Linked DNA regions of Homo sapiens: region 2 is linked to region 1. Evidence: chromatin contacts called from ENCODE Hi-C data. All regions are on one chromosome and are shown on one strand. Each heading gives the region's core, a stretch centred on a gene start or an enhancer-like site at or near the end of the contact. The rest is flanking DNA. Distances are from core to core; before and after follow the strand shown. Region 1 holds the start of SNX19 (sorting nexin 19). Region 2 has its middle 66 kb from the start of TMEM45B.

Region 1 (6,117 bases), core at 327-2,826:
GGTCTGGGAAGGTAGAGGGGCAGAGCCCACTTCTCGGGTTCCTTTTCTGCGGGAAGGCAGGCAGCAGTGAAAAGGTATGGACCGTGAAACCGTGGATTCACATTCTGCCATCTCACGGGAGTGCCCAGTCTGCTTAGTGGACACTGATCCTAAATCAAACCATTTGCTTTAGAAGTGATGAATCGTAAACTACGGGTCACATCTAAATGATGGCTTCTTTCGTATTCAAAGGAAGTCTCTGCCCCAACAGCAGCAATGGACGAGACAGGAAGCTGCAACGCACTTCTTGTTGGCAGAGTTTTGGGTTGGGATTTGTTTGAAGATTCCTTTAAACATCTAGGGAGTAGTCCATGATGATGAAAGACTGCTCACAGCACAGAGAAGGTGGACGAAGGGCAACCATGAGCAGCTCTGTGCAAACGATGCGAATCCTATGCCTAAATGGAAAGGAGACCCACCCTGCGGGCACAGCTCCTAGGGCCCAAGGTGGACATGGAAGCTGGCTTCACGCAAAACTGACACTAACACTTTTGACACCTGGTCAGTGCTTCCGGTATTTTGTCTTCCTATAGGTTCCTGTGTAGACAAGTGAAGTCTAATTTGCTAAAACCAAAAACAATCCAACATAGAGCATATTCCAAAGCAAATATATTACAGGATTATCTGAAAGGACACCTCTATCTCTGCTTTCCTTTTCTATGTTTTTGGGGAGGATAAGGCGAGAAGAGATAGAGGGAAATAGAAACCCTCATCCTTGAAGACTCAGCAGAAAGGCACCTTTTCTGTGAGCTTCTCCTTAACCATTGCAACCCACAGTGATCTCTCCTTCCCCTGAATTCCTATAAGATTTTGTATTTTACTATATCGCACGCTGACTGGCATTACTAGATAGCCAATCGCGTTCAAAGCGCTGGCATCCCCAGTTAGCAGGAGGTCCTGGAGGACAAGGTCTGCTTCTATTCGTCCACGCTGCCTCTCACATTGAAGACAGCAGATGCTCAAAATATTTGATTGTTTGTGTAATGCCACCAGCAAATAACCCTCAATCACAAATTTGATTTTGTGATACAGTATATGAAATGTACAACATAAATCTATCTCTGTATCGTTTCATGCCTTATATTCTGCAATTCCTGACAACAAATGAGGGTCTTTGTGCTGGGGACGCGGGGTACCGGCTCTAGGGGAAACCGGATAAATGTTAAGACACATCAGGCCAATGAAACTTCGCCTCCATGAAATTAAAATAAACCGGATTATTGACAGCGTGCCTAAGCAGTAAAGGACAGGCTTCATTTAATAACCAGAACTAGGACGCGTTTTAAAGCGCCTGGAAGTCTGGGTCTTAGCGGTGATTGCTGCGGCGGCTGTTTCGTGGCACTTCGGAAATCTGCGCCAGCTCTTGGCGAGCACGCGCCCCGTGCGCGCTCAGGCTCACGCTCAGGCTCAGAGACTACCTCGCGCAGGGCCGTCAGGGCGGCTCCTCGCCAGCAGAGGGCGCCGGGCAGCGCCGCTCCTCGGGGCGCGCGCGGACGCTCTCCCAGCATGCCTCGCTCCCGTCGACGTCGACCCGGAAGCTGTCGCCGGCGGCCGGCCGGCGGTCAGCCTTCACACAGGCCCGGCTGCGGAGCGCAGTCGCCCAGGTTTACGGCGGCAGAGGGCCGAGGCTCCCGGAGAGGACCGCGATGAGTCCACTTCAGGTCGGGGCTGAGTGTGGGCGCGCGGTTCCCGGCGGCGTGTGACCCAGTCTTCGCCGGCCGCTGCCCGCTGCGTGTGTAAGTGTCCGTGGGCCCCAGGGCCTTGCAGCGCCCGCCCCGAGGCCCCGAAGAGGCCTTCCGCCTGGGGCAGTGTGAAGGCCACAGAGTTTTCCTCCAAAGCCACACCTCAGCTGGAAGGGGCGAGTTGGAGGGCTCTGTTAGTGGTAGCCATGGGGAGACGCGGAGCTGCAGCTGTCGCTTTGCAGTGCCTGTAGGACTTTGAGGGCCTGGAGCCCCGGTTCCCTGAACAGCACCCAGATCGCCCCATATCTGAGACACAGTTCATGCCCCCCTTCCCTAACTCTGAAGTAAAATCTTGAGGGCTGTCATCTGGGGAAGCCACCTTGTCCGTTCAGCCATGAAGACAGAAACAGTGCCACCGTTCCAGGAAACTCCAGCTGGATCGAGCTGTCACCTCAATAACCTGTTGAGTAGCCGGAAGCTGATGGCTGTGGGGGTCTTGCTTGGCTGGCTCCTGGTCATACACCTTCTGGTCAACGTGTGGCTGCTGTGCCTTCTGTCGGCATTGCTAGTGGTGCTGGGAGGATGGCTGGGCTCCAGCCTCGCTGGAGTGGCTTCAGGTCGACTGCATCTGGAACGCTTCATCCCGTTGGCCACCTGTCCTCCATGCCCTGAGGCAGAAAGGCAGCTGGAACGGGAGATCAACCGCACCATCCAGATGATTATTCGAGATTTTGTGTTATCTTGGTACCGTTCCGTGAGCCAGGAGCCAGCCTTTGAGGAAGAAATGGAGGCAGCCATGAAAGGGTTGGTCCAGGAGCTTCGGAGAAGGATGAGCGTGATGGACAGTCATGCTGTTGCCCAGAGTGTTCTGACTCTCTGCGGTTGTCACCTGCAGAGCTACATTCAGGCAAAGGAGGCCACTGCAGGGAAGAATGGTCCAGTTGAGCCTTCCCACCTCTGGGAGGCTTACTGCCGGGCGACTGCCCCACATCCTGCTGTGCACAGCCCCAGTGCTGAAGTCACCTATACGCGTGGCGTTGTGAATTTGTTGCTTCAAGGGCTGGTGCCCAAGCCCCACTTGGAGACTCGTACCGGACGCCATGTAGTGGTCGAACTCATCACATGCAATGTAATCTTACCACTGATCAGCAGGCTGTCAGATCCTGACTGGATCCACCTTGTACTCGTGGGTATCTTTTCCAAGGCCAGAGATCCAGCACCCTGCCCAGCCAGTGCCCCCGAACAGCCCTCAGTGCCGACATCTCTGCCACTGATTGCTGAGGTAGAGCAGCTTCCAGAAGGGAGAGCTTCTCCAGTAGCAGCCCCAGTATTCCTAAGTTACAGTGAGCCAGAGGGTTCTGCAGGCCCCTCTCCAGAGGTTGAAGAAGGCCACGAAGCTGTAGAGGGAGATTTGGGTGGGATGTGTGAAGAAAGAAAAGTAGGAAACAACTCATCTCATTTCCTACAGCCAAATGTTCGAGGTCCCCTGTTCTTATGTGAAGACTCAGAGCTGGAGTCTCCGCTGTCTGAACTGGGCAAAGAAACCATCATGCTCATGACTCCAGGCAGCTTTCTCTCTGACAGGATTCAGGATGCCCTGTGTGCCCTAGAGAGTTCCCAGGCTCTGGAACCCAAAGATGGTGAGGCATCTGAAGGAGCAGAGGCTGAGGAGGGTCCAGGGACAGAAACAGAGACAGGCCTGCCGGTCTCCACACTGAATTCCTGCCCAGAGATCCATATTGACACAGCAGACAAGGAGATAGAACAAGGAGATGTTACCGCCTCTGTTACAGCTTTGCTGGAGGGGCCAGAAAAGACCTGCCCCTCACGGCCGTCATGCTTAGAGAAGGATCTCACCAATGATGTGAGCTCCCTTGATCCTACTCTGCCACCAGTTCTGCTTTCCTCCTCTCCACCTGGTCCTCTCAGCTCAGCCACCTTCAGCTTTGAGCCCCTAAGCAGTCCCGATGGTCCAGTTATCATCCAGAACCTTCGTATCACTGGCACCATTACAGCCCGAGAGCACAGTGGCACTGGATTCCACCCATACACACTCTATACTGTGAAGGTAACAGGATTAAAGCTGTGGGTGCTCACCCGGGCTAGGAGTGGGTTTGGAAAGCAGTCATGAAGCAAATGTTCTTGGGGGAGAGATGCTGTTAGTTTGAAGTGGTTCTTTCAATAGGCATCTATCTCTGTGAATGGTCTGAAGCTAATATGTAAGGCAGAGTAGCGTTTATCCTGTACTCACACAAGCAATCCTGGAACCTCAGGGCTGCTAGAATGCTGAGGGTTATATTTTCAGTGGTTCCCAAACTTGGCTGCACCTCAAAATCACTTGAGCTGCCTTTCAGATATACAGATTCTGACAGACTCTGTTGGATTCTGTATGAGAATTTCTAAGGAGGGGGTCCCTGGATTCTGTATTTTATTTATTTTCAAATAGAACTCTCCAGATAACATAGAGTCAGCCTGTCCTAAGGCCATCTTGGGGAATTGCCTCTCTAATCCAACCAACCCTCTTCATGTTATCTCTTGTCAAGTTGTTCCCAAGTCTGCTTACACACCTCCAAGAGTCAAAAACTTGCTATCTTCTGAGATAGACATAGGTAAATAACCTACCTTCCTAAAACAAAGTACAAAATGTACCAGTATTTTGAAAAAGAAATCAGCAGGGAAGAAGTTGAGAAAGAAAATTCTTGGACAAGATCCTACCCATTGGATTTTACTTGCCTTCCACACTTGAATTTCTCTCATTTGAGTCCACAAGCTACCACCAGGGACAGCCTGCTTGCTACACTCCTCCGAACTCCCAATCCAACTAAGAGGGAAAAGACCTTCCTTGATCTGCTCAACACAGCTGCATCATGACATAGCATTTTAGAAAGTAACATTATGACATTTTCAAGTAAGACGGAATGGAAGTAATTAGAAATGCATATGGGTGAACACACAGACACACACTCATTATAGGCAAATTGTAGAAGTACAGATGTCTGGTCATAAAATAACTGAGACTAGCCTCAAAGGACTGGTATAACTTTGTTAACATTTTCCTGCCTTTTTGTTCTAATTCTGGATGCCCCTATGCCATGCACCTTTCTCACATTTAAGTGTTGGCTTCTGGTTATTTCATCTTTTTTTAATGACTATTCCAATACTGACATAAAACAGCAGGTTTTTTCCCTCCTCATTAGCAGAAAAATTAAGTTGATGGATAGAATGTTTAAGTTCCCAGTCTTTCTCCCATTATTTGTTCTTTTTTGTTGTTGGCTAGATTTTGACATCTGCTACTGCTTCAATTAAGCATTAGAAAAGAGTAAAGTAAAAAATGAGAACGAAATAATATAGCCAATTATGAGTAGTTTGAAATTGGGTTTAGATTTTTATATGGACATATAACTGATTTTAAATTGTATATCAATATTATTATACTTTCTGATAGTAAATAGTTTTCGGTTTATGTGATGGAAGTAACCATAACGGTGTTGAAAATTGGCCCTCGAGGAGCAGCATATTCCACAGAAAGCCTCATAGTTCCAAATGCTCCAGGCTTGAGAGCCCCACCCTGAATGCCACCTGTTGCTCTTACTTGGTCTTTCCTTCTCAGTGCTGTTCTGAGGGACTGCTTTGCTCACATCAGCTCATAATGAATACCCTGTCTCCAGAAAATTGTAAAGCACCAGCCACAACTCCCACCAACGAGGAGGTAGTTTTTTCCACCTCTTGCCCACAGTATACCTCAACCGAAAAATAATAGCCCATTCCTAATGAGAAGGCGCACATATATACTTCTCCCACAGCGTTTCATTGTGTCTTAACTACCCTGTCAAGAAGTGTGCCCCCATGCTGAGTTGCAGATTCCATGCCATCCGTGGTATTCACTCTTTGGGGAACATGAGATATAAGTCGTCTTTTCCACATACCAGCCCTCTAAGCTTAGGAAGACAGTGGACTTTGACCCCTTATCACATCTCCAATTTTCATGTGACTTCTGTGATACAGATGATACGTACTTAGGAAAAATTCAGTTTAGCTCTAAGAATAACAATTAGGAAAATTAATCTGCGTGAAACAAAACAAATACCCTTTAATTTATTCCAGATAAACAAATGATTTATATCTGCTGTTTGGATTACTTCTTCTTCCCTTAACTAATATAAATAATCACGGGAGAGTATAATGGAAAAATGGTTTGCCCCTTATGATGTTTAGCCCTGTAATTTAAAGGTGATAGAGGCAGTATCATTTTTATGGATGTTATGCCTTCTATTCAAATATTCATTTGAAAAACAGTTATGTAGCCATTTTTATAAGTCAAGAAAGTATCTGGGAGAGGGAGCTTTCAGATGAAAGTAGTAGTGCGGAGGAGTGAAACTCATTTCTGACTTTCTAA
Region 2 (6,627 bases), core at 1,128-3,627, 1.2 Mb after region 1:
ATCTATACATATGTAAAAATTATAGAACTGTACACTAAAAAAAAATGTGTGTGTGTGTGTGTGTGTATATATATATATATATATATATTTTTTTAGATAGGATCTCATTCTGTTATCCAAGCTGGAGTGCGGTGGCACAATCATGGCTCCCTATAGCTTCAAACTCCTGGGCTCAGGTGATTCTCCCACCCTCAGCCTGCTGAATAACTGGGACTACAGGCATGTGCCACCGTGCCTGGCTAATTTTTTGTATTTTGTAGAGATGGGGTTTCGCCATGTTGCCTAAGCTGGTCTCAAACTCGTGGGCTCAAGCGATCCACCTGTCTCAGCCTCCAAAGTGTGTGAGCCACTGTGCCTGGCCTGTGTGATGATTTAAAGAATAAAATTAATAAAATTATAGATGATGAACATTGGATTCTGATATGGGCCTCCAGTTCCTCCTTGCTAAGGTGAGGCTGATGATTTGCAATCTGTGCAGCCATTATCAAAATGCTGACCCAGTCTTGCACCTCTATTCTGAGGCTTATGTATTTTGATCTGCTTTCTTGCTTTAGACCCATTATGACTGAAAAGACTTCTTAAATTTTGCTTTTCCATTCCAGAAATGACTGATTCCAACCTTTCTCCCCAGCTGCTCAGCATGGGCCTCCAGCTGTGCTCTGCACACTCTGATAGCGGAGAGCTTGTACTCACCCCCCATGTTTGAAATATAATTTGCATACAGTATAATGCATAGATCTGAAATATATAATTCAATGAGCTTTGGCAAATATATACAGTTGTGTGTTCATACATGTTTTACAACTGGCTCTCTGGTGGGATAAAAAAGCCCTGCTTTGTAGTGTTTGCCAATTTCTGGAGTATAAATATTTCCACCACGGTGGATTCCAAGCTATCAATGTGATGCTGACTGGCTTGCAAACATCCTGAAAAATTAACAGTCCACTCTCTTGATGGTGCCAGCAGGCTTCAGCACACCACTGCCTGTACATAACTGTGCAACCAGCACCTAGATCAACATTCAGGACATGCCCATCACCCCATAAGTTGCCTAGTGCCCCTCCGCAGTCAATCCCCACCCCTATCCTGTGTGGACAACGATTCTGATTTCTATCTCCATCATTTAGGTTTTCATATTCTAGAACTTCATGCAAATACAGTATATTTTTGGCCTGACTTTCTATTTTTGCCTCAGATTTGAGAGTCCCTCCTGCGGTGTTTATCTGGTTGTTTGTCTTTTTCATTGCCCAGTAATGTTTCATTGTATGGATGTACTATCATTGATTCTCCTGTTAATTGGCATTTGGGTTGTTCAAAGTTTTGGGATTTTCTGAGTAATCTTGAAAGTACTTGAGAGGCTGTAAAAAAGAGGTTCTAATATTCCTGGCAAAACTTTCTGCTGGGAAGAGGAAATAGATCCTGAAGCTTCAGATTTTACTGGCGATAATGAAAGAGCATCTTTGAAAGTGTCTAGCATGTGGCAGACATTCAATAAATGTTAGTGGAGTCTCACTTTGGCAGAATTCTGCTTCTAGGATCTGTGCCCAGAAATAGATCGTCTTTTACAGAAAGGTCAGAATCAACCATTGTAGAGAAAATTTAAAAATACCTCAGAGAGATTCCATCTTCTCATTTGATAAATCCATTTCAGGAATATTTCACGATTCTAACAATTAGAAAAATGTCTATGTGATATTTTTATGTTATACTTTAAAGCCTACCTGTTATACATATTATCTGATTTACTTCATACACATTTAATTTTCATTTTATGCACATTATTTTATTTAACTTTTGCTACAATGCTGCAAGGTAAATGTACTTCTACTTTACAGATAAGGACAAATGAGGCTCAGAAATGCTAAGTAACTTTCCTAGCTCACGGAGCTAGTGAGAATTTGATTGCAGTTGCCTGACTCCAAAATGCATGCGTTTTCCTCTGCAACGTGCGGCCCCACCATGTTCACACCTCACTACAGACAGGAAGCACATGTTATTCAGATAATCGCTACCCATTTTCCTTTCATCCTCGTTTTTCCAGCGAGCAAAACATCTTGTACAGTCAGTTTCTTTTTTCATTTCAAAAGTACACTTTGAATAGGCTCAGGACGGCCTGATTTAAGCAAGCAGAAGGAAAAATCCTTACAAAATCTGTGTGGGCCAATCAGCAATGTGACAGAACGTTCGGCAGATGGCGCTGTTTCCACACGAGCGTAACGGCGGCCACAAGCGTTCTGCCGCCAGGGGGCGCCGCGTTCCGCCGGAGAAGCGTGGCTCCCGGGCGCGCGGCCGCCGCCTGCCCAGCACCGGCGCAGGGCCCACGCCTCCGTCGCGGTGCGTCCTTTCCCTCCAGGTGGGACGCTGCAGGCCCAGCCGCTCCCTGTGCCTCCAGACAGCCAGGGCTCTCACGTGGATAGGCTGCTGGACCAAGCTCAGTCCAGGAGGCCGGCTTCAACAGCTTCTGCTCAGCTCTCCCGGGCAGCACAGGACTGTGCAGAGCCTCCCCTAAACCTCATTCTTTTCATGGGCAAAGGGAAGCACAGCAGCGTTTGCCTGTTCTTGCCAAGTTAGCACCGAGGAAGTTTCATCAGGGAGGGGCAGGGGCCTCAGAACAGGGAGGCCGCAGGGCGGCCTCGGCAGAAGGTGAGTGCTGGCAGCCCGTGGCCCGAGACGTTAAGCACTGCGGGGAGAAAAGGAGAAAGAAGCTCCTCGAACTTTAGGCCCACTCCGGTGTGTGAGGAGCCCGGCCGAGAGCTGAGAGCAGCCTGGTCTTCCCTTCTCGGTGAGGCTTGCGCACTTGCCTCCCTTGCTGCTTCCAGAGTCATAGCCCCGGCCAGTCCTCCAAGGGCCCGCGTTCCACCATGGCCAGACATTCCCTTTGAGAGTCTGCAAAGCTTGTTTTCTCTCGGAGAATTCTAGGCAATGCAGGTCAAAGAAAGGATTTTGAATCAAGTCCTCGGCTACGTCAGATGGAAGTGCTTACAAGAGCTGCATTAATGGAATAATTCTTTTACTCCATGATCTGACTCCTGTCTACGTCTTTAATATTTTATTTTATTTTCATTTTTTTTTAGAGTCAGAGTCTCTCTCTGTCGCCCAGGCTGGAGTGCAGTGGCACAATCACTGCGCACTGTAGCCTTAACCTCCTGCGCTCAAGCAATCCTCCCACCTCAGCCTCCTGAGTGGCTGGGACCACAGGTGTGCCACCACATCCATGTCCAGTGTTCATTCTCACTATTTTCCCCGACGCCTGCTGTTGCTTTTTTATACTACTTGCAGTTCCTCGCAATGTTGCAGAAGCACTGCCTCCTCCGTGATGGCCTTTGGGTTCGTCTAACTCTTCCTTCATGGTTTGTCCCCTTTATAGAATCAATAGCGCCTATCCCAGAAATCCAAAATTTTCACTGCACTTGAGACTATTTACTTATCCATCTCTGTCTTCTGGGCTGTCATCTCATTGAGTTCATATTCACCTTTGAATCTCCAGCATGCAGCCTGAGGACTGGAGGTCGCACTTAGTAGGTGTTCACTGAGTGAATAAAGGAAGGATAAAAACACTCTTCACTTTGCATTTAGGGAAAAAATAGATAATACAGAGATTTCCATCAAAACCAAACCAAGCCAATGTCTCTTGGAACCACACTGACAGTTTATGCCTTGGACAACTGGTGTGATGGTTTATGGTTTCTTCATTGTTGCTATGTATGTCTGTGAACGTATTTGTCTTTTAAATTACTTACTGGAGCAAGAAGTTCACTTTTACTTCATAAGGTAGATCCTTGAAACAGTCACTACTTTTAAAATAAAGTCTTCCCCTGTCCTCCTTGAAAGGTTCTTCTCGGGCTGCGTGTTGCAAGATCCTTCCTTGCAAGGCAGTCGATGCTGTCTTATCCCCTCCCCTGGAGCAGAACTGGGGTTACCTCTGGTAGCTTTGGACGTGGCCATCCAGGGTTGGTTTTGTAGAGATGAGACTCAGAGACATCAAATAATCTTTCCTTTACTCAGCATTGGAAGATTTCAAAGAAAGTATGTGCAGGAGGCAGAAGGTGGGGTCAGGATTGTTTAAATTTGGGGAGCTGCTTTTCTAGGGCAGTGAGAATTCTCTTGCTGGGTGGAGTTTGGTGCATGCAGCTGGGCTGGGGGTCGCTCCCAGCAGGGAACTCCTAAGTGCCAGCCCAGGCTCTCTGACCTGGGGCTAGTCTCCATTGGCAAATGCCACCCTCTGTCTCCCATCATCTCTCCCCTCATCTATGAAGAGGCAGGAAGGAGCTCTGGGAGGTGGGAGAGAGCAGAGGCCACAGTCAGTGTCCTCTGGACATGTTGATAGCTAGAAGCAGAGCTGAGGCCCTGGGGACAGACACCTTGTCCTTATGCTGAAGAGACCCTTTTTTAGCGGTCATTGCAAGTTGAGTTGGGATAAGGATTCTAGGTCTGGTTTATTTTTTTCTGGAAAGTATATACTTCCTCCGTTTCTCTGGCCTGATTACTGCCCACATGCCACCAGGGGATAGCTGTCCTTCTGCAGTAGTGGGAGACATGGAAGATCATGGACTCTGGAGCTGGACTCTCTGGGTTCAGATCCTGGCTTTGCCTCTTAGTAGCTGTGTGACTTTGGGCCATTCAGGTAACATCTCTGTGCCTAAATCACCTGTTCTGTAAGGTGGGTTCACCTCATAAGGCAGCTGTGAAAATTAAGCAGATTAGCACATGTTAAATGCCGATGACAGCACCAGCATGTAACCAGTATGCAGAGGACATGAGCTCTTACTGTGCCTGCCTTCTCCTTTCCCCAGCCCTCTCCCTTCAAGGTGGTCCCTGTTCATCTCAACAGGTACTCATTGGTGCCCCTGTACCCAGCACCATGACAGGCACTGAGGGGGATACAAGGAAGCTTAGACGTGGTTTCCATTCTCAAGAGGCTTATGATATGGGGACATGGAGACAAAAGCAAAGTAATAAAAATAAAAAACAGGGGAGGGAGTGGGGAAAGAATTGAAAAACTTCCTATTGGGTACTGTGTTCACTACTTGGGTGAAAGGATCGTTAGAAACCCAAACCTCAGTATCATGAAGATACTCATGGAACAAACCCACACATGTACCTCTTGAACCTAAAATAAAAATAGAGGCCGGGTGCAGTGGCTCCCACCTCTAATCCTAGCACTTTGGGAGGCAGGGGTGGGTAGATCACTTGAGGCCAGGAGTTCGAGACCAGCCTGGCCAACATGGTGAAACCCTGTCTCTACTAAAAATACAAAACTTAGGTGTGGTGGCTCACGCCTGTAACCCCAGCTACTCAGGAGGCTGAGGCACAAGAATCACTTGAACCAGGGAGGCACAGGTTGCAGTCAGCCAAGATCACACCACTGCACTCCAGCCTGGGTGACAGAGCAAGACTCTGTCTCAAAGATTAAAAAAAAAAAAAAAAGCAACTTTGTTAAAATATATGCCACTAATATATAAGTGTCATAGGAGTTCAAAAGAAGGAGACAGGGGGATGTGAGTGGCTTCATGAAAGAAGCCAAACTTGATTTGGGCCCGAAAGGGGGCAGAATATGGAGAACGGATTTTATGACTTTCCCCCCCACTATCTACAACTCTCTGAATTGTTCTGGCTTCTAAATCAAGATGGCAAAAACAATTGTCACCGCTCAGCTCAGGGAAATTCTCATGATGCCAGTTTACCTGGCAAGTTATACACAGGCTTAGGCCACTGCTGCCTTTGAAACTGTAGGAAAAATGCAAAACGTTCAAGGGCTGTCCCATTCCTCTGAATAAATACCCCTAAAGCAAGTGGTCCGACTCTGGGGTTGAGCTTCCCCCAGGCTTCGATGTCTGCCTGCGCTGTGGCTGTAGATGACTGACTTCCAGCCCAGTACATTCCACTGCTCTGAGCTGCTCCTGTTTCCCTCCAGAAGTCTGCAAAGCATTAAGCACTATATTTAACTCCAGCCTAAAAGAAAAATGCCTGCCTCTGAGCATCCAGACAGGAGAAAGGATTTTCACCTCCGAGGACACACAGTCATTGTTCACCTTGAAGCCATGGACACACAGGCCCGGAATGTTCATCCCCTCCTGGCTCTAGCTTTAGCTTTTGGGTGGGCTCAAGAAAGTGGAGGCCATTTTGATGACACTCAGTAGGTTAAGACCCCACACGTGGGAAGTTGGCTGGCTGAGTGGGGCTTTGTGCACAGCCTTGTGTAGTTAACCATTAACGGCTCATGAGAATCATCTGAGGAGCCTGTGGAAGTTGCAGATGGTGGGATCCGTGCTCAGCGGTTCTGAGTCCATCGGTCTGCGATGATGCCCAGGGATCTGTGTCTTTAACACACAAGCCAGGGGATTCTGGCGAGGGTGATCTTGGACTAGACGTGGTAGAGAACAGTTAGCTGGAGCTATTGGCGACTTTGTCAAAAGAGGCAAAGGAAGGAAAAAAGGTGGAAGCTGAAGCAGGGGGAGTGATTTTGAATGGTTTATGAACTGAATGACGAGGACACAAATTAAGGCAAATCATTAATTACATCATAGCCTCAAGAAGGCCCAGAGCAGGGATTTACAGCCCCATTCAAAGAAGAACTCAGCTTTGGAGTCATCAACGCAGGGAAGCTGAGGCTGGGGACCACGACGG

Evidence for each region. Hi-C counts contacts between places; a loop is a spot of excess contacts on that map. Pooled maps may share reads with other maps.
Region 2: a pooled map shows a loop between it and region 1 (5-fold over the local background). The contact joins the enhancer-like site here to the promoter of SNX19 in region 1. A Hi-C loop is called at or near these places in 3 of 50 pooled maps.

Annotation. Positions count from the first base shown.
Region 1 is chr11:130,911,938-130,918,054 of GRCh38, reverse strand. SNX19 (sorting nexin 19) reads left to right here and starts at 1,576. Exons shown (of 11, transcript NM_014758.3): 1 at 1,576-3,789. The coding sequence starts at 2,116. RefSeq lists a silencer at 1,384-1,663 and an enhancer at 1,784-1,833.
Region 2 is chr11:129,746,606-129,753,232 of GRCh38, reverse strand. No RefSeq gene overlaps it. Among named protein-coding and RNA genes, the nearest start is that of TMEM45B, 66 kb to the left of the region's middle. RefSeq lists a silencer at 2,301-2,400 and enhancers at 2,188-2,687, 2,688-3,189. Within about 2 kb of position 2,377, at least 3 of the 41 ENCODE cell types and tissues checked have a DNase peak (open chromatin) inside an H3K27ac peak, as active enhancers do.